Linked DNA regions of Homo sapiens: region 1 is linked to region 2. The links are chromatin contacts, found by Hi-C or POLR2A ChIA-PET in ENCODE. All regions are on one chromosome and are shown on one strand. Each heading gives the region's core, a stretch centred on a gene start or an enhancer-like site at or near the end of the contact. The rest is flanking DNA. Distances are from core to core; before and after follow the strand shown. Region 1 has its middle 39 kb from the start of AK4. Region 2 overlaps AK4 (adenylate kinase 4).

Region 1 (4,359 bases), core at 586-3,085, 66 kb before region 2:
GTGAAGGAATGGCAGACTCAGGCTTTCATGGCAAGTGAAGGAGGCCTGAAGTAATGGACATAGCACCAGAAGCTGAGATTTGTAAATATAGGGATGAAAAACTAATGTTTCTTGAATATCTGCATACCTCTATCTATATCCTTATCTGTATCTATACCAATGTCTGTCTGTCTTTGGCACTTCATTTTGTCCTTGCAACAGCCTAAGAAGTAGAAAACGGAGATTCAGAAAGATTAGGTTAGTTGCTGCAAGTCACACAAATAGGAAGAGGTGGATTCCAGCAAGAACTAAGTAGGAGCTGGGCTCAATAGGCCTATAATCTCAGCACTTTGGGAGGCTAAGAAGAGAGGATTTCTTGAGGCCAGGAGTTCGAGATCAGCCTTGGCAACATAAGGAAACCCTATCTCTAAAAAAAAAAAAAAGAAAAGAAAATTTGTTTTTAAATTAACCAGGCATGATGGTGTGTGCCTGTAGTCTCAGCTACTCCAGAGGCTAAGGCGGGAGAATTGCTTAAGCCTGGGAGTTCAAAGATATAGTAAGCGGTGCTCATGCTACTGCACTCCAGCCTGGGAGGCAGAGTGAGACCCCGTTTCTTACAAAAAAAGAACAAAAGAACTAAGTAGGGTGTCAGGACTCAGATAAGTAGATGGAGATTCAGAGAAGAGCTTTTAGTCCAGTGGGCAATTCAAATATAAATGGAAACTTGGAGACCTAGTATAGTTGCAGTGCCTGGGTCAGTAGATCAGGATTTTGGAAGGCTGGAATCTGACGGTGGCTATGGCAAGAGACTAGGGCTCCTGACAGATTCAGGGAGCAGCCCAATCCCAGACTCCCAGACTCCAGCAAAACTCAAGCTGAAGTTAGAGGGGCTGTCCCTGTCAACATGGCTAGATGACTCCATGGTGAAACCCTGGAGAAGAATTCCACGATGGTAAATGGAAGGGCTGTTGAAGCCAGAAAGAGAGTGCAGAGGAATATTTTATTCACTGGGTAGACACAAAGATGGGAGAATCTAGAAATGAAGACAAAGCCTTATTTACATTTTAACAGATTTTCTCTCCTGCCATAATAGAATCATAACCTTCTTGAAACATATACAGTCTTATTTATTTACTTATTTATTTATTTATTTATTTATTCATTTAGAGACAGGGTCTCATTCTGTTGCTGAGGCTGGGGTGCAGTGGTGCAATCATGGCTCACTGCAGCCTTGACCTCCTGGGCTCAAGCAATCCTCCTGCCTCAGCCTCCTGAGTAGCTGGGACTACAGGTGCATACCACCATGCCTGGCTCATTTAAAAAATTTTTTTGTAGAGATGGAGTATCGTTATGTTGCCCAGGCTGGTCTCCAACTCCTGGGCTTAAGGGATCCTCCCACCTCAGCCTCCCGAACTGAGACTGCAGGCATGAGCCACTGTGCCCAGCCTCACAGATACTTTCTTAAGCTGCTCAATGCAAAGGCTTTCCCTACCTCCACCCATTTATTTAATGTTAAATAGAGACTACGTGTTTAACATCCAAGGACTGCTACTTTAACTAAGGAACATCTAAATAAAATATGTTTGTTTTAGGAATGAAATCGATTCACTTAGTTTCTCATTAGCCATGTTATTCCAACCCACTACTTTATGACTCATTTAGTTCCTTTATCAGAAAAACTGAAGACATATTTACAAGTCTATATTTCACAAATAGCTTTGTACAAACTAGGAATTGGTGGGCACTCCCTAAGTAAACATAAAAATAAATTACCTTCTGTTAAAAGTCAAAATGTTAGCTGTGTATGGTGGCACACGCCTGTAGTCCCAGCTACTCAGAAGGCTGAGGCTAGAGGGTGACTTCTAGGCGGAAGTGAGCTATGATTGTGCTACTGCACTCCAGCCTGGGTGACAGACTGTCTCTAAAAAGAACAGGTGAAAATGACAAGGTTTAGAGTATGACCCATGCACATGCATTTCCCAGGTGTGGCAGAGAACAATAAAGAAAGCAGGATACTGGAAGAATCACCTATGTGGGTAAACAAATCACAGGTTTTATGATGGGAGCCTGGTGACAGAAACAATAGGATAGTTACATTTATCTTACTTAGCAGGCAGATTGTTATTATTCATGCGTTATTCTGAATACTTTTACAAACATGAAGCCACTTAATCCTGTGAGGTAGGTTTTACTACTATCCTCATTATACAGAGAAGGAAACTCAGGCACAGAGAGCTTAAGTCGCTGCCCAAACCTTAAGAAACATATAGTTCAATGGGGACACCAATGCTCAAACAGGTTAAAATATTTGTGTAAAACCAAAGAGAAGCAAGAAGAGATGAGAATTCCCATCTCCAGAGTCTCAAGTCTTGCTTTTTAAGCTAAAATGTAAGATTTTAGAAACAAGAGCATCATTTCTTTGATATATTCTCCAGTCCTTTGTGCCTTTGCTATACTCTGCACATACCATTTGTGTAGTTATACCACTGCCTTGTGAATATCTGTGTTCTTTTCTTCCCTACTAGACTGTGAGCTGCTTGAGGGCAGCGACTGTGTGTCTTTTTCTTTTCTGTATGGGCAGCAGCTAAGCATAGTACCTGGAATATACTAGGTGCTCCATATGCTTATTGAAGTTTGGGTGTTTTTTGTTTTCATTTTTTTTTTTTTTTTTTTGAGACAGCATCTCACTCTGTCATCCAGGCTGGAATACAGTGGTGCGATCACAGCTCACTGCAGCCTCAACCTCCTGGGCTCATGCAATCCTTTGACCTCAGCCCTCTGAGTAGCTGGGACTACAAGAACCTGCCAACATGCCAGGCTTTTTTGTAATTTTTGTAGAGACAGGGTTTTGCCATGTTGCCCAGGCTGGTCTTGAACTCCTGGGCTCAAGCAATCTACCCTCCTTGGCCTCCCAAAGAGCTGGGATTACAGGCGTGAGCCACTGAGCCCAGCTGTTCATTGAATAATTGAATGGATTAAACTCTTGATTCTTTCCTGACTTCTGACGCCAATGAAGCCTGGCCTTGAGGCATAGGATGGCACCTGGGTTACCCGATGGCTCTCTGTGCCATGAATGTTTCATAACTGCAGGCTGTGTGTTGCTTGTTCTGAGCTTGGCACTATGCCAGAGAGATGTCTGACTGAGTGGTCTTTTGCAAAGTAGCCTTGATCTTCTATTTTTCCAGTTGTTTTAGTTCTTGTAGATTTTGTTTTCTTCATATACGCACCAGGGAGTTTCATACATTCTTTTTTGTCTATGCTTGTCAGACTGTATACAGTGTCCTTCAGTGCTTAAGCTGCACACGTAGTCTAAGAACTTAGGATAATAGTAACTTTTTATTTAGGTAAATTAACAATTTGTTCAGCATTTCTTATGTGTTAGGTACCTTACATTCATTATCTCTTTTAATCCTCAAAATATCCCTGTGAGACATTTTGTATAGTACCCGCCCCACTCCCGACAGCCTTTTTTTTTTTTTTTGAGACGGAGTCTTGCTCTGTCACCCAGGCTGGAGTGCAGTGATGCAGTCTCGGCTCCCTGCAACCTCCGCATCCTGGGTTCAAACGATTCTCCTGCCTCAGCCTCCCAAGTAGCTGGGACTGCAGGTGCCCACCATCACGCTGGGCTAATTTTTTGTATTTTTAGTAGAGATGGGGTTTCACAGTGTTAGCCAGGATGGTCTTGATCTCCTGACCTCGTGATCCGCCCGCCTCGGCCTCCCAAAGTGCTGGGATTACAGGTGTGAGCCACTGCACCTGGCCCAGTACCCCATTTTATGATGCTGAAAATGAAGGCTCAGAGAGGCTAAGTGATTGATTCAAGGTTATGCAGCCATTGAAGGTGAAGCCAAGATTCTTACCCAGGTGTATATGTGGCTGTGTTAGGCCACTTTTGTGTTGCTATAAAGAAATACCTGAGGCTGACTAATTTATAAAGAAAAGCAGTTTATGAGGACTGAATCAGAAGGAAACAAAAAAAAAATAAATAAAGAAGGAAAGAAAGAAAAGAAAAGAGGCTTAATTGGCTCAGGGTCTGCAGGCTGTGCAAGCATGGCTCCAGCATCTGCTCCTGATGAAGGGCTCAGAATGCTTCCAATCATGGTGGAAGGTGAAGGGGGAGCAGGTATGTCACATGGCGAGAGAAGAAGCAAGGAGGTGGTGGTGGGGGAAGGTGCCAGACCGTTAAACAACCAGATCTCATGTGAACTAACTAACCAAGAATTCACTTAGGAGATGGGCCTAAACCATTCATGAGGAATCTGCCCCTATGATCCAATCACCTCCCACAGGCCCCACCTCCAACATTGAGAATCATATTTCAACATGAGATTTGGAGGGGACAAACATCCAAATCATATCATTCTGCCCTTGGCCCCCAAA
Region 2 (4,429 bases), core at 512-3,011:
TCACTGCAACCTCCACTTTCCGAGTTCAAGCGATTCTCCTGTCTCAACCTCTCAGGTAGCTGGGATTGCAGGCATGTGCCACCAAGCCTGGCTAATTTTCTGCATTTTTAGTGGAGACAGGGTTTCACCACGTTGGCTAGGCTGGTCTTGAATGCCTGACCTCAAGTGATCCACCTGACTTGGCCTCCCAAAGTGCTGGGATTGCAGGCGTGAGTCACTGCGCCCGGCCTAGCAAGAGATTTTTGAACCACAAGTCTTGGTCGTCAGTATTGAATCATTATGGTGTGTGGCATGGTAGTGGCTGCACCATGTTGGAGTAAATGTGTTCTCATGGTGGGGGATATTAGTGACCCTGGGTAACAGTCCATGGCACTTGGCTTGCACCACAGAGTTAACATACAGCAGATCAGCTGTCCCTGTCCTCCAGCTTTATATACCGAATTAGAAAGACTTGGGCCCTCATCCTTTACTCAGTGGCTTCCCGGCACTCCACACCACATCTCTAATACTGGGTATTTTCTCTGGTCACCTCTTCCTCAGATTGCATACTTCCCTGTAATTTTTCACTTCTGCGTTTCAGTCTTTCCTTGGAAAGGCTGCCCTTTCTGTATGACTTCATCCCATGTTGGACCCGACCCTCCTTCTTTCCTTCTCCCAAAGCACTACTCATACCTGTAATCCCAGCACTGTGGGAGGCCAAGGTGGGCAGATCGCTTGTGCTCAGGAGTTCGAGCCTGGGCGGCATGGTGGAACCTCATCTCTACAAAATACAAAAATAATTAGCCAGGCGTGGTAGCGCACGCCTGTAGCCACAGCTGCTTAGGAGACTGAGGTGGCAGGATCCCCTAAACCCGGGAAGCTGAGGATGCAGTGAGGCATAATTGTGCCACTGTACTCCAGTCTGGGTGACAAAGGGAGACCCTGTCTCAAAAAAAAAAAAATAGACTACTTAGCTGAGGTGGTTGTATTAAGGTTTGGGGTGATGGGGATTAGAGTCTGGCACAAGGAAGTTGACATGGCATGTTAGACACCGGTGTCCTAAAAACCTATCAGCCATTCCCCACACACCCCTTCAGCCACTGCCTGCCCCTCCCCTGGCTTAGGTTCAGCTCACTGATTTCTTGCTCTTTTCCCTTCTGGAGAGTCTGCTCTTTTTCTGTTCCTCAGCTTTCAATCCTCCAATACCAGAAGGATTTGGCTTTCTAATCCAGAATAGTTTCCCTCTTCACCCTCAACCCCCCAAATAAACCCTAGCCTTACCTTTATTGATCCAAAAACTCATTAGTTTTTCCTGAATGAAGGGCCCAGAGCAAAGCATAGGCAGATGTTTTGACACTCTAGTTGTTTTTTTTTTAACCTGATTAAATTTTTAGATGAAGTTTATTTTCCCCCAAGTCTCTCTAAGAATACAAGGAACTCGTTTTCTTAATTCAGAGACTGAGTTTTCTTAATTTTCTTTCTTAAATTCAGAGACCGAATTTCCCTTTGGCAAAGACAGATCCTCGAGTGTCAGGACTTATTATTATTTTTTTCTTGGCTACAATTTGCCTTCTTTTTTCTTTTAACATACCTCATTTACTCACTTAATTTAAAAAATACTGTTGGGATCCTTTGCTCCCTGAGCCTTTGTTTAAGTCACTGAGCTCAACAAGACCTGCCCTTGAGGTGTTCTCAGTTCACAAGGGGAAAGGGGAAAGGGACAGATGGTTGAACAAAGAATTACGGTGTGAGAGAAATTGCTTGAGGAAGTGAGCAAAGGCTTTGGACACAGGGTCTAGGGAGCTACTTGCTGTAGGGCATGTGTTAAGAGTTCAGGCTTTGGAACCACATTGACTGGGAAGCCAGCCAGGCAAGTTACTCAAACACTTTCTATTTCTTCAACCACAAACCAAGAATAATAATGGTACTACTTCATACGGTTGTTGTAAGAATTAATTGAGATAATACGTACAAGGGAGTATAGAAAGACTTGACCCAATATTTGCTTATTTATTTTTTCTTTTTAAAATTTTTATGGATATCTATTTTTAATGTGCTCCATGGTAGGAATTAGCTTAATCCTGCAATTAAGTGAAACACATTTTAAGAATGTATAATATTTTCTCTTTTTGTGTGCCACTTTTTATTTTAAACAACCAAAATAGTGGTCATGACCTTCATTTGACAACCCCTGGTCCAGTACTTCCTAAGTGTTTCATTACTGTTGCCACTGGTATCGTTGTTCTTGCTGGCTGTTGAAGGATGATTGTGTGTTGGCCCGCTCAGTGGACTGCTTGTCCTTGCTGATTGCTGAGGAGGTCCTGTCAGAAGAGTGTCCGCATCAGCTCTCCCTGTTCCCGTTTCCCTTCCGGAGGTTGCTGAGCAGCACACATTTTTGGAGCCCTTGCTGTAGTTCTCCAACAGGGCATTGCCAGAGTTACTACAGAGAGAGAGAGGGAAGACTCTCATGGGCAGCAGTAGCAATCCATCCTGTGTGAGCAGATGGCACTGGAGAATAGCAGCCTTGCTTCTGCTGAGCTGCAGCCAAGATCCTGTTCAGAGAGGCAGCCAACAAGGTGCATGGCACAGCCGGATAGATTCACACTCTGGGCCTTGTGCAATGGCAAGGAATTACTATTTGTGTTGCTTTAAAAGTGACATTCCTCCTTATCCTCTGAATGCGTCTAGTACTTGGGCTGTGCTCAGGTTACAGGGAGGCTGTTCTATGGTTTTTACAGAGTAAGAAAATCCAGAGGGCCCCTGAGATTTCCAATGTAATCCTACTCTGTAGGGCTGAAAGTGCCTGCTATGGTGGATACCAAGGCAGATTTCCAGAACATGAGCTTGAGGAGACGGTTAAACATTCTGGGTTTAAAACTCTTCTGTGATTTTGGCAAATCTTTCAGATTACTTGCCGTTTTCCTATTTGCTCCCTTGCCCAACTTCTGTTGCATTCATCCCAATCTGCTTTTCTCCTCCGCTGCTTATATAAAGCCGCGTGTGGTATTACACCAGATGTTCATGGTGTGTTTATGAATGCATGTGTTCCTATCCCGGGCCAAGAAAATACACTTGACATAGGACGTCCAAAATTTTTTGGCTTATGAAGCTCCAGTATCTTTTACTTTCACTACTTATTTAATTTTAAAAGAAGGTTACTGTACTGTTTTATTCTTTGAATAAATATGAAGGGTGAAATAATAATTGATCTGCTGGCGGAATGAGAAAGCCTAAGGAGGAAGAATTGTCTGGATATCCTTTGTGCTTAGAGATTGGATCACCTTCTTTTTCAGTAATGCCAGCCCCTCCCCTACCCAAAGTCATGGCTGTTGTCCATGCATCTTTTTATCTTGGCTATTATAGAAGCATACCCACTGCCAACACATTTCTGGACCCTGGGTACAAAATTAGACTAAGTGAATATAAATATCCAGTCTGGCTAGAGAGAAAAGAGTGAAGAGGCCTCATGAAGCATTGGCCCTTATTCTCAGGAAGCGTTCTAGGGAAAGTATGGTAGAAAGAACACTAAATGATGATTCAGGCCTGAGTTCCCATCCCGACTCCACCTCTCACGTTTAGAACGGGCATAATGATCAGTTGATTTCGCTGCCCGTGAATGCCGGGAGACTCTCCTTAGTCTGTAAAGTCCCCTCCTCACCACAGAGATGGAACCTCTGTGGTTTAAGGAAAGCTGGTGTGGGGAGGCTAGTCCTCTACCCTTCACACAAGCCTCCAAATGCAGGGAGTTGAAGTGCCACCACAGAGATAGCAGAGGTCGAACGGTCTACCTCTCTCTTGCAGATGAGGAAACTTGAGGCCACGATAAGTGAAATACATTGCTGTGTTGAGAGTCCTGTGGGCAGTGAGCTGAAAGCAGAACAAAGAGCTGGGACTCCTGATTCCCAGCCTGGCAGTAGTAGTTCCTGGTGTCATATTTGCCATTGCCTCAGTATGAAGCCATTCCAGTATTTCAGTGTTTTTAAAAAGGTATTGTCCCTTGATAAAATGCAGATGTCAGGAAATAAATCACATTACAAATTCTTTCATTTTTAATCTCACAATTAGTGATTAAGAGATGCATATTTGTACTTTCGAGCTCAAATCTAGGTTAAATAATTTTTCATTTTACTATTAATCTGCTTTTGACTTAGGTGATAATCGATTGTGCAGATCACAGATTTGAGTAATGTTGGCTACAACTTCCTTTGGTTGAAGACCAACAATAATTGCCGCTATCATGAGCTAAATATTGCAGACTAAATGACAAAGGAAAGGTATTGAAGACGGGTGTATTCCATATGAGGTCTCTTTTTCCCTCAGAGACCAGTGACTAATATGCCACGAGCATATTAGTCTAATATCCAAAGGAACAAAAATGAGTAGGATTATAGTCTTTACAGTTTCAAAGTTTTAAAAATTATATTAAATAAGTTATAAACCTGTCTTTGTT

Evidence for each region. Hi-C counts contacts between places; a loop is a spot of excess contacts on that map. ChIA-PET counts read pairs that join two places held with the same protein, here RNA polymerase II (POLR2A). Pooled maps may share reads with other maps.
Region 1: a map of Calu3 shows a loop between it and region 2 (5-fold over the local background). The contact joins two enhancer-like sites. A Hi-C loop is called at or near these places in 1 of 168 maps with a recorded cell type or tissue (Calu3) and 1 of 50 pooled maps. POLR2A ChIA-PET finds 5 or more read pairs at or near these places in 4 of 52 experiments (HCT116, HEK293, HEK293T and 1 more).

Annotation. Positions count from the first base shown.
Region 1 is chr1:65,106,621-65,110,979 of GRCh38, forward strand. No RefSeq gene overlaps it. Among named protein-coding and RNA genes, the nearest start is that of AK4, 39 kb to the right of the region's middle. Within about 2 kb of position 1,836, at least 3 of the 41 ENCODE cell types and tissues checked have a DNase peak (open chromatin) inside an H3K27ac peak, as active enhancers do.
Region 2 is chr1:65,172,935-65,177,363 of GRCh38, forward strand. The region is part of intron 1 of AK4 (adenylate kinase 4); the gene reads left to right. Among named protein-coding and RNA genes, the nearest start is that of AK4, 27 kb to the left of the region's middle. Within about 2 kb of position 1,762, at least 11 of the 41 ENCODE cell types and tissues checked have a DNase peak (open chromatin) inside an H3K27ac peak, as active enhancers do.